Linked DNA regions of Homo sapiens: region 1 is linked to region 2. The links are chromatin loops, found by intact Hi-C in ENCODE. Cell type or tissue: endothelial cell of umbilical vein. All regions are shown on one strand. Region 1 has its middle 340 kb from the start of GBE1. Region 2 overlaps GBE1 (1,4-alpha-glucan branching enzyme 1).

Evidence for each region. Hi-C counts contacts between places; a loop is a spot of excess contacts. Peaks named below come from ENCODE experiments on the same cell type or tissue, not always from the same donor. Only the 100,000 strongest peaks of a DNase experiment are listed, where the experiment ranks them.
Region 1: it touches region 2 in a loop (2.6-fold over the local background); 1 of 110 quality-filtered maps calls a loop at or near these places.

What each region holds. Positions count from the first base shown.
Region 1 is chr3:81,415,730-81,423,729 of GRCh38, reverse strand. No RefSeq gene overlaps it. Among named protein-coding and RNA genes, the nearest start is that of GBE1, 340 kb to the left of the region's middle. In endothelial cell of umbilical vein, a CTCF peak has its summit at 4,342 (motif pointing left); no DNase peak of the experiment used is centred here.
Region 2 is chr3:81,722,852-81,730,851 of GRCh38, reverse strand. The region is part of intron 1 of GBE1 (1,4-alpha-glucan branching enzyme 1); the gene reads left to right. Among named protein-coding and RNA genes, the nearest start is that of GBE1, 35 kb to the left of the region's middle. In endothelial cell of umbilical vein, no CTCF peak of the experiment used is centred here; DNase peaks (open chromatin) are centred at 1,841, 3,851, 4,531 and 6,891; H3K4me3 peaks cover 268 bases; H3K27ac peaks cover 6,299 bases.

The DNA of each region.
Region 1 (8,000 bases), 310 kb after region 2:
AGAAACTATATATGTATATTAGATAAATAAATTTAGAGTAAATTAAAATGTATGTAATATGTATGTATGTGCATCTATCAATAATGTATGCTGTGTGCACTTCTATATTAAAACAAAGGTGATATAGAACTTGAAAAGGTGGCTTTTTGTCTAAAGAAAAATAAAGCTGAAGAAATATTTTTGTAAATTAGAAGGAATTCAGCCTTTGGAACGAATCATGGAGACCTAGTGCCATACAATCTTAAAATTGAACACTAAAAAACTAGAAAACTCCAGTTTTTAAAACTTCCTTTCTTACACAGAGCTTAAATCCTCTTTCCTTTAAATTTCACCAAACCATTTTCCCTGATGTTGCCATTTGAAACTGCTAATAATAAGAAATACTTTTTTTTTAATGTGACAGTCCCTCCAACATTTGGAGTTAGTTAGAGATAATAACCACAGTAACACTGTCTTATATTTGGGTAGTATTTTACAGTTTTTAAAGTCTTGTTACATTCATATTTTATTTCTAAAAAAAACTTATGTGAAATTCGATAATCTGATTAGGAATTTTCTTGGTAGAACGTGATAGATACCAACTTATAAGATGAAGGAAAGGAAGAGTGCTGCCTAGGAAAGGTTGGAAAACCAAGTAACAGGTATTGCAGATGGGCTCACAAAGACTTGAATATCAGAACATGACTCACTATTTCTTAACTGTATCTCTCTATCAGCATCTTTCTTATTGCGGGTGTCCTTTCTTTGTTTGGTAATAACTATCATCAAGAGCAGCTTCTTAGATGTCATCTTCCAGCTTTGACTATTGAAGACCCTCTGCCCTCTCTGGTTCACGAATTTCAGTGAAGGGCCTGATATACGAATCAGGATCATGTTTCTTTACCCGCAACAACCAAGTGTAGTTGGAGTGTTGCAGATCTTATATGGTTGGTGGATAGTTTCTAGGAAAGTCTGCCGGGGAGACAGCACACAATTATCTATTATATCAATCCAATTTTAGGGATGAGGAAGCTGAGACTTAGAGATATGAGGCAATGTATCCAAGACAGTGTCTTGGAATTGATAGGTCAAGAAGTTTGGTTCAGGTCTCTGGCCCGTGTCTCCTTTTTACTTTTCCCAGAGGTATTTCTTTTTCTAGCCAGTTTTTACCTAAGTATGCTTAATATAATCTTTCAATTATACTTTTCTGCAAAGATTAAATTTATGAATATTTTGGTACCTGGAGTTTAGCACATTACAGAGCAAGGAAACCGAGGAAAAAAAGTCAAAATGTTATTAATGTATACTTCACTTAAGTCACATTAATTATTCTGAACATCTCTGCTGTAATCTAAAACTTCTCTGTATTTTTCACTTGAAGAGCTGTTAGGTGGGACTCTAATCTTATGTTGCAAAAGATAAATCTCTTTGATATTTTATGTTTTAAGTTTTAATCTACTTTTTCTTTAAGTTTATCAAGATGTCCAAAAACTTTATTCTGTCAATCACTGTATGCCCATAACATTTTGAACACAATCATCTCTGTATGTGATCTGTGGAAATGTGTGCTGCTTCTATGTATGTGATTCCATCCAGACATCAATATATTAAGGTTTCCTCTACACATCTATTGATATGGTTTGGCTCTGTCCCCACTCAAATCTCATCTTGAATTGTAGTTCCCATAATCCCCAGGTGTTGAGGGAGGGACCAGGTGGAGACAATTGAATCATATGGGTGGTTAACCCCATGGTGATGTTCTTGTGATAGTGAGTTCTCATGAGATCTGATGGTTTTATACAGGGCTTCTCCCCTTTTGCTCAGCACTTCTTCTCGCCATCATGTGAAGAGGGACATATTTTCTTCCTCTTCCATGATTTTAAGTTTCCTGAGGCTTCCCAGCCATGTGGAACTGTGAGTCAATTAAACCTCTTTCCTTTATAAATTACCCAGTCTCAGGCAGTTCTTTATAGCAGTGTGAGAGTGGACTAATACATCTATATTAATTGTTTAAAGACAATTCGTTTTTTTCTTTTCTTCTATTTGTGAATTCTGCCCTTTGCAACCATGAAGAATGAGATTTCATTGAAAAGCATGAGTCAGATAGTAGGGTTTGATTCTGTATTTGTCAAGCCTACTTTGGTTCCTAATAAAATCATATACAAGCTAGTTTTGGGGAAATAGAAAATTATTAGCTCACGTAAACGTAAAGACAAAATGCAGGACTGGCTTCAGGCATGAGTGGATCCATGCGCTCAAGTGATATCCTCATGACACTGCCTCTCTCTTCACCTGTTTCACGTCTCGTGAATTGACTTTGTTCTCAGGCAGGTTTTCTCTATGTTGCAGGGCTTAAGGAACTCCTAGTAAAAACCATCGGCAGTTGTTACCATCCAAAATTAAAAGAAATTTTGTGAGCATCTAAGAAGCATTTGCAAAGTAACACTCAAGGTTTTGCATTGAAAAAGAGGAAGTCTAATGTCTGAAAAGAATGTGACTCTGAGTTATAAGGAGTTTTGAAAGAGCATCCAGCTTATGAATTAGAAAGCCGAACTCAAGCCACTTTCCTTTTATATTTCATTGTAGTTTAACCTGCACTATTTGATCAATCTTTGTATATTTCTTAGATGAAAAATGCACATATTTTCCAAAAGAACTGATTTATATTTATAATTGTAAATTAAAGAAAATCTCATCTCTCTTTATTTGGGTTCTCCTTACATTTCTATGGCACAACGTTGTTGTTTTTGCATGGAAGTCTCTTAAGTTAAAGGTGCTATTTTATTTATTGCCCATTAATAATTAAAGTGCTTGGATTTTATAAGAAGGTATATATCTCACATCTGTCATATTTTTAAAAGATGTGTTCACTGTCAGTATTTGTATAACTAAGAATTAGAAACCTAGCAACTTAATTTAGCTCTAAAATGATTTTCCTTCAAAACACAACTAAAAAAGAACAAAGAGCATTAGTTAAGATTCTATTGGTTTTAAGTGTTCAAAATAGAACTTGTCCAAGCTTAAGTAAATTGGTAACTTAATAAGTGGCTGCTAGGCTCTCTCACAGTTGGGAAGGTAAGAAGGCTCAGCCTCAGAAATAACTGAAATCAGGAGCCAAATTCCCAAGAAACTCCATCCACCTGCTTTAATATTTCTCTTTGTCTTTCATTCACTTTCCTCAACTTCTCCAACCCCCACAGGAGGAAAATATGGTTGCCACTAACTCATAAAATGTATATATATTACAGCTTCAGTCGCTGGAGAGAGGCCTCAGCCACTGGAGACATACTTGTTCTCCTTTTTCACAGTTTTATAAATCTTTAGAAAAGACTCTTATTGGTCCATATTGGGTCAGCGACCCAGCCTGGTCACAAAGGCTGGAATTTGAAAAGAACATTGTCCAGCTTTTGTCAAATGCTTATGCCAATTGGGTCAGATACCCAGTTGTAGTCCGTAGCCAGTATTATATCACGATAAAATATTGTCCCCATAGTTATCATGTATATGGGGGAGGAATCATCTTTCAGAATAGAGGGTTCTGCAATATTAGGTATGCTAGGAGTTTCTCACAGCAGTGTTAACTTTAGGAGATCGTTCAAGTCCTCATTACAACTTTAACATATGTACCCAGCTATGACTGGATTTTATTCTTCAACATCATTGCTAATAATGTTACACACAAAGTGAGCTTGTCCATTTTGATGCCACTTGCACTTATTTTAATTATCATCTCCTACTAATTTTATTTCAGTTCATCCATGATAACCCTTGAATATAATTAGCATTGAAAATAAATATAACTAACTTTGATTAAAGGAATAGCAGTGATTATAGAATTAAACAGATATGTGTGATGTATTATAAAAACATGTATTCTTTGGAAATTGGCCATGTAAGATATTTGTTTTGTAAAGGACATGTTTGAGGTGGAGAAGATTCTAATGACAGACTCACGCACCTATCTTCTACTTTATATTTCTCAAAGGACTCTTATTATTATCCTTCGAGATCTGCAAAATTCCTATAACAAAAGCTGTAACTAATCTTTATCATTATAAAGGAATAGTTCGTTTTAGAAGCTAGCTGAAATCATTAATTAGGCAAAACTTTTCCAGAACATCCAGCATACCAAAGAGACACTGCTAGAAGTCACTGGAACACCATCTTTTTACAATTAGGTAATCACAAAGAAAAAGATTAAATTTTAGAAAAAAATGTAATTCACTTTTTAATGCTTTGTTCCTTAAAAGCACATATATATCTGAGTAGCTTATTAAACTGAAAATCATTTCAATAGGTGGATTACACAGAATTGCTAAGAAACTGAATTTAGGCCAGTCATAAAAATTTACTAAAGCTTGCCATCTAGAGGTCTATAGGGGTATACTTTGGAAAGTACTTTTAGAAACATTTTCTATAACCTAATGTCCTGATATGTATAAGTTTAATGTATTAAATGAAGATTAAGATAAAAAGAGAACATTTCACTTATTACTGAATCTACACTTGACATTGCAAATTTTGGACCTTTAATCTTAAAAGAACGCAAGGTTGCTTCTACTTTTTTCTTACATAATCATTCTGGTAGCTCTAAGAAATCTTTTAGGCAATCCAGTTTACATTTTTTTCTTACTATTTGAGAAAAAGAACAATACATTAGAAGTTGATAATGTGTATAGTGTGCATATGATGATAAATATTTTCTTCACTATCAAGACTGATTGTTTTAGGGTTCTTGGTGAGTATTGCTGTTTGATGGATGAAAAAATAAAGTTATTCATATTAAATAATTATAACAGTATGGAAGGAAAAATTCCCTGATAATAAAAGTGAAGGGCATCAATCTAAAGCTGAGATTTAAGGGCTTGTATTACATCCTTAGATAGATATGTAATATACATGCATGTGTATGTTTATGTAAACAATGTGATCTTGTGATGTTTTTGGTACTTTAAGAAGTAGTTGTAATGCGTAGATCATTGCTATAATAGATTACACAGTGGAAGCATTTATCAAGACTGCAATTGTGTTATTATGAATGTTTTACAGTTGTCAGCTCATCAAGGCTAAAATAGCCTTGTTTAATGTGCTTTAAAATGTAGGTTATGGGGCCACAATAGAATTTACTTCAAATGAAAACTTCCCAATCAACTGAGTTGAAGGTTTTGAACTTTTAATTCTCACTACATCACAGGGTGATTGTTTTGGCAGCAAGACAGACAAGATGTGCGGTTGCTGCCATTATTCATGCTTTGTCAAGAGGAGGTGGTGAGCATTCCATGTGATCTGGGCAAACATGTTATGTCTTAACAGGAGTGGAAAACACTGAAAAAGTGCTTTTTAATTTTTAAAAACTACATCTATGCCATACCAGTATTAGATTATTTCACTTCTTCCATTTTAAGAGACCCTCTTTTAAGATGTACCTTTGAATTAAAATCAATGTTTGGGGGAGGATATCACCTGATTAAATGTACACATTTACATGTGATTTCAGGATGTTAAGATGTGTTCTGGTGTCAGAATCCCTAAATGGGAGGAAAGAGTGTTTCTTACAAATGAGAAATTCCTATAAAATTATCTCATAGCGATAACATGTACCTTTGTCGTTAAGCATCTTATGTAATGGTATAATGTACTTGGTGTCCTTACACTGACCTCTAGGAAAAGAATGTCTAAATATTACAATATAATTTTAGCATTTGTTTTTGAAAATAGCGTAGTTCCTGGGAAATGCAGTGCACTGTGTTGATAAAATACCCAAGGCAATTTACTGACAAACGTTGTGCCAGCAGCAGTGAGGTTCCTCCTCTTCATTCCAGGGACCTCTTATATCTGGAATCGACTTAAAAACAGTAATAAGGTTGAGAAGATAGCTCAATCTCTGTGCTCATCAGTGTTTGGGGACTACGTGAACCATGGCTACCCGAGGCTGTGTGTTCATTATACACTATTCACAGCCGCTAATGATAGCAACCATTTTATATTAACAGTACCAAGATCTTATGATGAGGAGAGCTGGTTGTGAGCGTTGCCTGAAGAAAAGACACTTCTTGAACTTAAAGCAACTCCTCTACAGTCAAAACATGCAGTTTATCATAGGAAGAGTTTCTATTTACTGGTAGGTGTTGATAAGCATCATAACGCAGTGTGCGGTTTTTCTGACTACAGGCGTGCATCTTACCACTGTGATTGTAATTATCTGTGTGTTCTTTTGTACATGTATATGTGTGCATATATATGTGTGTTTGCTGGGTGGGATGCTCTGCTGCTTTGTCTTCAAAGGTAGCATTTTATATATTTCAACAGTCTTGTAAGTTCAAATTGTTGCCTCTGCAAGCGAAGGGAATTTGTTGTCTTTTGAAAATGGAATCCACAAATTTAATATGTTTAGCTGCTCATAAGTCTCATACATTTAGGTGCTTAAAAAATGTTCTTAGCCTAGCATAGCGGTTAATTGCATGGCTTTGGAGTTGGATCATTGAGGTTCACATTCCAGCTCCCCCACCCACCTAGCTCTATAACTTTCGGCAAGTTACTTTAAACCTTTCTGTGATGCGATGATCTGTGATGCAAATAGGGATAATAACTGTATATACCCTTCAGGATTATTGTGAGGAAAGGATGACTGAAACCTAGTAAGAGGCCAATAAGTGTTCACTGTTAGAATGATATTTATTCACCAGTCAATAGCCTTGAAACCTACCATTGTAGTTTATTTCCTCATGTCAACAAAAATCTCTATTACTCTCTCTGACAAGAGACTCTTAAGTAAAAATCAACCCCTGCATTTTACAAGATCTTGAGGCCTTTAAGTGTAAGAGGCAAGCAGAGTTTCAAATGACAGCATTCTACAGTAATTGTTGAAATGTGTTATTTTCTAAAGATCTAAATATACACTCGTAAGAAGGATAATATTGAAGAAGAATAAAAGCAAGGCGGTGTTAGAATAACCGTTGTTAGCATTGTACCAGAGTTAGGATTACAGGTCCATCTCTTGGTCACTATCTTTCAGTTTTATTCCTCATCTATAACTTACAATAGTATTATTGTCTTAATTAGGGTTGCTGTGAGGGTTAACTGAGATGAATAATTAAATCTTACAAATAAGAGCCAAAAAGTAATGTTTTTGTTTTTGTTTTAATAAGGAGAAGAAGCAACAGGGGAGGAGGTGGCTAGATGTGGGAATACTGCTCCTATATGCCCTTAACAATTCCAATTCGGTTTTTCTCCATCTATGTCTCTATAAACTGTTCCCTTTTGCTCTCTTTTACCTTTCTCGCTCACTAAATTCATCTTTTGCTCTATGTATATGTTTCCTCTTCCCGTTCCCATTTCTTCTGTTATGTTTCACTAAATCTGAAATATTAGCAGGTTTTAATGAATATATATATATATATATATATATATATATATTTTTTTTTTTTTTTTTGAGACGGAGTCTTGCTCTATCGCCCAGGCTGGAGTGCAGTGGTGCAATCTTGGCTCACTGCAAGTGAGCCTGCCTCCTGGGCTCAAGTGATTCTCCTGCGTTAGCCACCCACGTAGCTGGGATTTCAGGTGCCCGCCACCATGCCCGGCTAATTTTTGTATTTTTACTAGAGACGGCGTTTCACCATGTTGGCCAGGTTGATCTCGAACTCCCGACCTTAGGTGGTCTGCCCACCTTGGCCTCCCAAAGTGCAGGGATTACAGGCATGAGCCACCGCGCCCGGCCTGAAAATACTTTTCCTAATTTTGCTAAAAAGAGATTCATCTTTATAATAGCTCATTATAGTAGAATGTAACATGGCTGATATACATTACTAAATAAGGAAGAAAAAAGATATATGTGTGTATTTATATATAAAAATCAATCGATGGTGCATGATTTATATATATATTTGAATTTTAAATAATTTTTACACATCACAAAATATTATTCTTTTGACTTTTTTTTTCAGCCCATAAGGACATATAAAAACAAGTGATAGGCCAGATTTCGTCCACAGGCCATAGTTTCCAGATCCCTGCTTTAAGCT
Region 2 (8,000 bases):
TGCTACAGACTCCATGTCTGTAGATGGTCACAAGGCTCAGTTTGTAATCACAGCTGCCTCCGTATTGGCTACACGGGGTTCTTTATGAAGTTAACCTTTAAGAGTTTCATTCCTACAGGATCTCAGTCTTCGGCTGTGTTTTTATTAGGTTGCTGCAGTTTTCCTTTACTGAAACTAGAAGGCTTTCTGGTATATTTTCTGATTCTCAGCAGTCCTCCTGGCTTCTGTTGTGAAACTGCCACCCAATTTGCTTTTTTTCTTTCCACGCTTCAGTGACATGAAGAACACAAAATGGCCACACAGTAGTGTTAGCTTTCAATTAACTGAAAATATGATCATGTTCCTTGGTGGAAGAATTCCCCACTTTGAACATGAGGACTTCCAAACTCACCAAGCCTAAAATTGGGGAGTGAAGCAAAATTCTTCCAGTAGCTTATCAATTATTACAGTGAAAAGGGCTAGTCCCACCTCTTTTGTTTCATTCCTGGACCCACATTCTGCCTATGGGGAGATAACACTATATATTTGCTGCTAGTTTGAAGCATATACTGTATCTTACTGGTCAGAACCTCAACCCGTCAAGCTGTTTCCTACCCAATATCATTATAATTGAGACTTCAGCAGACTCTTCTACCATTTTATAAAGCCATCTGTTTCTGGGTGATGGAGCACATAGTAATACCAGTGAATTACTTGAGTGTAAGCTCATCATCTATATAGTATGCCCTCTGGTCACAGGCCCTGTTGTGTCATGTAACACAGCAATTGACAAAGGATAAGTTAAGTCTGTTGATGGCATTGGAAACACTGTAGGCAACAAAGACAAATCTACACCCAGAATAAGTATTTCTTCTTGGGAGGACACAAATATTCCCCTTCCTTCATGTGGGGTATCCAGTGGTATCAGCCTGCTCCCACACAGTTGGTTGATCAGTCCATAGAATGGTAACATTCTGAGGTTTATGGGGGCATCCTGCTCTTTGTTGGCTGCATGCTTAGCATATATGGTAGTCAGATATGGTGAGGGGAAGAACATGGTGAGGGAAAGACCATGAACCCATGGATAGCATCCATTCTTGCAACCCTAGCAGCTTTGTACATAAGCAAAGCATGTATTGGCTGGGGAAACTGGCTGACTGACATCCACTGAATTGACCATCAGTGTTCATCTGATGTCTAAGAGGCCACTCCTGCCTGTGTGTTCTATGATGGGTATTTATATGGGCATGAATATCATCCTACTCTGTACTTCTTCCTAGAGGTCAATACCTGTCACTGATTTCTAAGTTACTTTCTTCCCAAGATTATGCCCTGTTTGCCAGAACTTGCACTTACTAGCTCATAAGTCAATGTAGAACTGTACTTCTAGTTACTTTTTATTCCAAAGTGGAAAACCACATGTACAACCTAGTTCTGCTCATTGGAGAGGCTGTCACTGAGTGGGCTTACAATTCACTCCTAGCTTATGCAGGCATACTGTGCAGATGGAGCTGTTCTACAGGCTCATGCATTTTCCTTCTTAACTTCCTGGCCACTGGGACCTGCCCATGACACCAAACCTGTGGGTTTAAGGGAGAGGCGGAAACAGTAGGAACAAGTGACTTTGGAGTTCAAGTCACTTGTTTGGGTAGTTTAGTTTACTTGTGCCTTCTAAACATGCTTTGGTCTGGTCTTGTATATACTATTTCCATTTTATAGTGGAATTCCATTTTGCAAGTTCATTTTGAGGGTTTGTTTGATAGAACAGATAATAATCAGTTCCAAACAGGCAGTTTAAATAGTCACTTAATATTTAATGGGCAGGCTGTTAATCTCTGCTAGCACCTAGTAAGCTAAAAACTGCTTTTCAGAGAGAGTAGCTGTCTACAGAGAAAAGCATGGATACTCTAATGCAGTCCCCACATACCAGCTTCTTGAGTCAGAGAGTGGTGTGCAAAAAAAAAAGGGGGGGTGAATTTGGAGGGGCAGATGGACGATACTTGATAGACTTTGAACACTGAAGAATTTTAATGAGAAACATTTAATTAGCTTTTCTGTTATACATCTTTGTGTATAAGAAGGCAGCAGTAGTGATTTGATTTGGGATTAGAATTTGATTTAATTTCATTGTATTGATCTTTCACATTGTACTTTTCTTTTGTCAGGGATTTTTCTTTCTTTTTCCTTTTCTTCTTGTCCTTTTTTCACTCTCTCTTCTCCCCTCTCTCCTCCTCCTCTCTTTCCAGTAGTAATTAGAATATATTTTTGTTGTATAATCCATTGCAATATATGGCTAAACTAAAGGTCTCAGCTCTAGACTAGACTGGTTATCCACTGCTAGCCACATTTACTGTGTCCAGTTTCTTTTCTGTTATTACCTGCCTCTCTTGGCTCTTAGAGGAAAAGTTGGATGATGTGATTTTGCATTATTTTTGTTATCTATCTCTGTTAGGATAGATCTGTGGTCAGAGTAACTAGAAAGTATATAACTATAATTTGATTATATCATTTTTTGCATTATTATAGTTCCTCCTTATGCCTTTCTATAGGAGTCCTACTTCAGAAATTACTAAGTTTTTGTATTTCCTTTTACAGAGTTTAAATTACTTTCAATACATTTACTTATCTTTAGGATGACAGACGTTTTTGATTCTATGATATGTATATGAGGCAGATTCTTGCTCAAGGAGACATTTTAAATTCAGGAAGTTTGACATCGTTTTTTTTACCCTCAGTATTATTATATCTTTTGGTTCATTTGTCATGTTTTATAATGTTAATGATTGAACAGCTAATCTGTATACAAATAAAATAGGTACTGCCAGGCAACCAATTTTTATTGCTGACTTTTTGGTAATTGGGAGGGTTAATTGATAATTCTATATAATTATATAATTTGATTCTAAATAATATTATAGGAGCAGCTTTAAAAATAATCTTTTGCCTTGGCAATTCTGGCTAGGTGTCAGTTTTAGAGAAAGAAGGCTACATTTAAGAATCTGTTACTTTGGAGGCCATCAGGACAGGCTGGAATTATGAGAAACCAAATGTCACTTCAATTTATTCAGCATGAATTTATTTTCCAAAAGAAGCTTAAAAATATACTGCCTACTTTTTCCCTATTTTTACTTGGAGTCTCATTTTATATTGACATTCATATTCTCTTTTGTACTTTAGCTTGAAATTTGTTAAAGTTTCTCATAATTTGAAGAATTGCACTGGAGACATTTGGCTTTACATTATGCAATGAATGCTAATTGACAGCTGATTCATAATTAGTTAATTGTAAACACTTAACTACAGAAATTTGTTCAGTGCACTAAAAGCCCAGACATCACCACTGTGCAATGTATGCATGTAAGAATCTGCACTTGTGCCTCCAAAATCTATAACAATTCAAATTAAAAAGTATAGAAATTTAACAAGTCTGGATTGATAACCCTTCTTAAAAAGTAGCTGTTCTAGGAATGCCTTGGTCAAATTCTCATCTGTAGGATTAGAGATCTTCTGATGCCATATGATTAATGATTTTTTCCCCTTTCTCATGGTAGATTAGTAATTTGTGACTCTTTTGTTTATTCTTCAATAGTGATAAGATCCGTGGATCCCTTTTAGGAAGTTTTACAAATATTGCACCAAGGGAAGAAAATGTGTAACATTTGCAGGATTAAAGGAATTATGAAGAGAATTTTGCCCAGGAATTAAGCATGTTTGCATTTTCATATTTTTATGAAGGAATATCAAGTATCCTGGACATTGAACTGTCTCAGTGTGGAAATTAGGTTGACTGGATGTTACTATGGGTATCATTTCTGCCTTAGGGAAGAGAACAAAAGGAAACAGGACCCCATACCCTCCTCCACCCATCATTACTAACTTTGAATAAGTCACCATGACGTAGACCCATAATCAAAATGTCAGCCCCACCCCAGAAACTGACACATATCCTTGGTATTAAATGAAAGTAATTTTTAAAAAGAAGTCTGCAATATCAGCCGGGCACGGTGGCTCACGCCTATAATCCTAGCATTTTGGGAGGCTGAGGAGGGCAGATCACGAGGTCAGGAGTCCGAGACCAGCCTGGCCAGTATGGTGGAATCTTGTCTCTACTAAAAATACAAAAATTAGCCAGGCATGGTGGCGCATGCCTGTAGTCCCAGCCACTTGGGAGGCTGAGGCAGGAGAATAGCTTGAACCTGGGAGGCAGAGGTTGCTAGGAGCTGAGATTGTGCCACTGCATTCTAGCCTGAAGACAGACAGAGACTCCATCTCAAAAAAAAAAAAAAAGTCTGCAATATCAAAGATGCCATATTTAAATAAAAACTACCAAATAAAGTACAATAAGATACACCATTTAATTTTTTCACCTTAAATTTTTTTCTTAAAAAAAATAAAAACAGTGAAATACATCTTAAATTACTTCACTGCCTGTTACACTGAGAGTCCCAGTGATAGATCTGTTTTATTACTGTTTGTTTCAATAACCATTTCCTGTCTCCCTCTTACTTCCAGCAACATTCTCAAAACCACGCTCACAAACAATAAATACTAAAAGCAGTGGCACTGAAGCATGACGTACTCATCTTCATTCTCCTCTAAGCCTGGTTACCACCAAAGCACAAAAGCCCAGCTCCCACACCCTCAAGAGCAACATCCTGAAGGGGGATTGAAGGGGGATGTATTGTTAGAGATTCTAATCCTGAAAGGAGAAATATGATCTTATGAAAAATACATATAATTGAATTTTATCAAACTTGGGACACCATGTAAAACTGAGTTATTAATGTGGTTCATATTCCTCTAAAAAGCTAAAAAAAAAAAGGCCTATTGATTATCAGTTTAAGTAACCTTTATTAAGAAGAAATATGTTGAGCATTTTTGGGCATCACTTTGTTGGGTGCCCAAAGCCAAGAGAGCATCATCAACTCTGGGGAATGACTGCTTGGAACATTTGGAAGAATCCCTCTGTTGGTACAAGCTTGAAACACAGCTCATGTCATGCCCCAGTGTTGCTTAGAATCTTCTATATGCAGTTATAACCACTGAAGATTTGTTAGTCAATGATGGACCACATCTTCAGTGGTGGTTCCATAAGATTATAATGAAGCTGAAAAAATGTTTATCACATAGTGACATCACCAATAATGCCATAGTGCAATGCACTAATGTGTTTCTAGAGATGCTGATGAAAACAAACCTGCTGTGCTCCCAGTCATATAAAAGTAGAGCATATACAATTATATACAGTATATACTGCTTAATAATGATAATACATGTTACCAGTTATGTATTTATTATACTATACTTTAAATTGTTATTTTACAGTGTACTACTACTATGTATATTAAAAAATTAATTAACTATAAAGCATCCTCAGGCAGGCTCTTCAGGAGGGATTCCAGAAGAAGGCATTGTTATCATAGGAGATGACAGTTCCATGTGTGTTACTGCTCCTGAAGACCTTCCAGTGGGACAAGATATGGAGGTGGAAGACAGTGATATTGATAATCCTGACCCGGGGTAGGCCAAAAGATATAAGGAAAGAAAATAAAAATTTAAAGAAAGAAAATATATTTGTACAGCTTTACAACTTGCTTGTGTTGTAAGCTACATATTATTACAAAAGAGTCCAAAAGTTAAGAAAAAATTAAAAAGTTTATAAAATAGAAAAGTTACTGTAAGCTAAGGTTAATTTATTATTGAAGAATAAAAAATGTTTAAATATAAATTTAGCGTAGCCTGTGACAGTGTGTATAAAGCCTTTAGTAGAGTACAGAAGCAACACGTCTACCAGCAGACATTTAAAAGAGTTTAGTGTACATACTAATTATATGAAAAGGTTTTTTGTTTATATGTCTATTTGTAGGCCTTGTGTCCAAAAATTGAGTCCAGTAACAGGCATTTTGGCAAGCATCTCAGAAATCTTGATTTCGACAAATAGCTCAGTTGAGTGAGATGCAGATGGACAACACAGAAACACACGTTTTGAGAGTAATATGTAAGTTTAAATGCAGTTGTTGGCTTTATAGACTTTATGTGATTAGCATTTTATTTTAGAGGGCTTAGATATGAAGACATTTTTTATTTTTTTCAAATTTTAGATTTGCATTTTTTTATTTTTAGTAAAACTAATTTTTGCTTTTGGTGAATGAAATTTCTTTTCTTTCAATGAAAGACATCACATTTTCATGTATAAGGATGAAATCATTAAATCACTGTTTGTTAAGCTAAGATGTTGTGACTATTAAAGGGGTTTGGAATGATGTAAAGGAGCTGTGGAAACGGGAAATAGAAATTTTGGAATACTTTGTAGTGAGTTAGAGCTTTTATTTATTTATTTTTCTTCAGAAAAGGTTTTTCCTTCCTGAAAAATCTGTGATTCTTTTTATTGACTAGAAAGATTTGGAGCAGGGGTGAATTTGATTAGAGATCATAATTTTAATACACATGTTGGTACTATAGAACTGTGGGAAATAATTAGTGAACAGTATCTTAATGCACTTATTATCATATTGGGAAGCATTTCCATCTTTTAAATTTAGAATGTTAATAAGAAAATGCTTGTAAATACGACCTTTAATGTGAATTTGGAGACAAACCTAGTTCCACTTAAAGTGAGTTATATAAAATATTTTAAAGATAAACATATATATTTCCTGTGGAATGAATCTTTTGTTGCATTTGGGCTTTTCTCAATTATAGCCATGTTCACTGAACCAGTACAGGAACTGAGAATGGAGTCTTGTGGAGAAAAATGTCAAATATACTTTTCTCAGCAGTTGTTGAGCTGCCCAGTTCTTGATGGGGTACAATTATTGTTTAGGTGTTGATTCTAGTAGCAAGTTAAAGGGAGGGAATTTGAAACCTTGTGTTTTCCAAGGATTAGAAATAAAAACAAAGAAAGCAAAACAAGCAAACACAGGACCAAAGCTCAAGCTTTGATTTTGAAGTTGATTTTTGAGGCCGCATGACTAATGCTTTTCATAGTACTGCATACTGGCCGTGAGCAGGAAGCAAAGCAGATAGAGTGGCTGCAGATACATAATTACATGGCTGCCTCTGTCTTCTCTGGGAGTTTTTAAATGGAAATAATGTTGTTCTTGAGGGTGCAGAGCTGGACTTTTGTGCGTTGGTGGTAACCAGTCTTAGCAGAGAATGAGTACGTCATGCTTCAGTGCCACTACTTTTAGTATTTATTGTTTGTGAGCGTGGTTGTGAGAATGTTGCTGGAAGTAAGAAGAAAGAAGGAAAATAGGTATTGAAGCAAACAATAATAAAATAGATCGATCACTGGGATTCTCTGTGCAACAGGCAGTGAAGTAATTTAAGATGTATTTCACTATTTCTTTTTAAGAAAAAAATCTAAGGTGAAAAAATTAAATGGTTTATCTTACTGTCCTTTCTGTGGTAGTTTTTATTTAAATATGGCATCTTTGATATTGCAGACTTCTTTTTAAAAATTACTTTTATTTGGCTGGGCGCAGTGGCTCACACCTGTAATCCCAGCACTTTGGGAGGCTGAGGCGGGCGGATCACGAGGTCAGGAGATCAAGACCATCCTGGCTAACATGGTGAAACCCCCTCTCTACTAAAAATACAAAAAAAAAAAAACAAAACAACTTTTATTTAATACCAAGGATATATGTCAGTTTCTGGTATAGGGTGGGGTTGACATTTGGAAAATGAATAAGGAAGTATCAGAAAGCTTTAGATATGTTATATCCTTGAGGATATGACACTATGAGCAAATAACACTAGAGAAGCCTTACCAACCTGTAATTTCTTGAAGACAGGTACCACGTTTTTTTCATTTTTATTTTGTTCCAGTGATATTTTATTCAGGAGTGCCTACTATTGTTAGATATCTGATTAGGTATTAGAGATTTGAATAGATTATATGTATGCAAGTATGAGATTATATATGTGTATATAAGTACATATATATTTACTTGTGTGTATATATATATATATATATACACACACACACACACACGTGTGTGTGCCCATGCACATACCCTAGA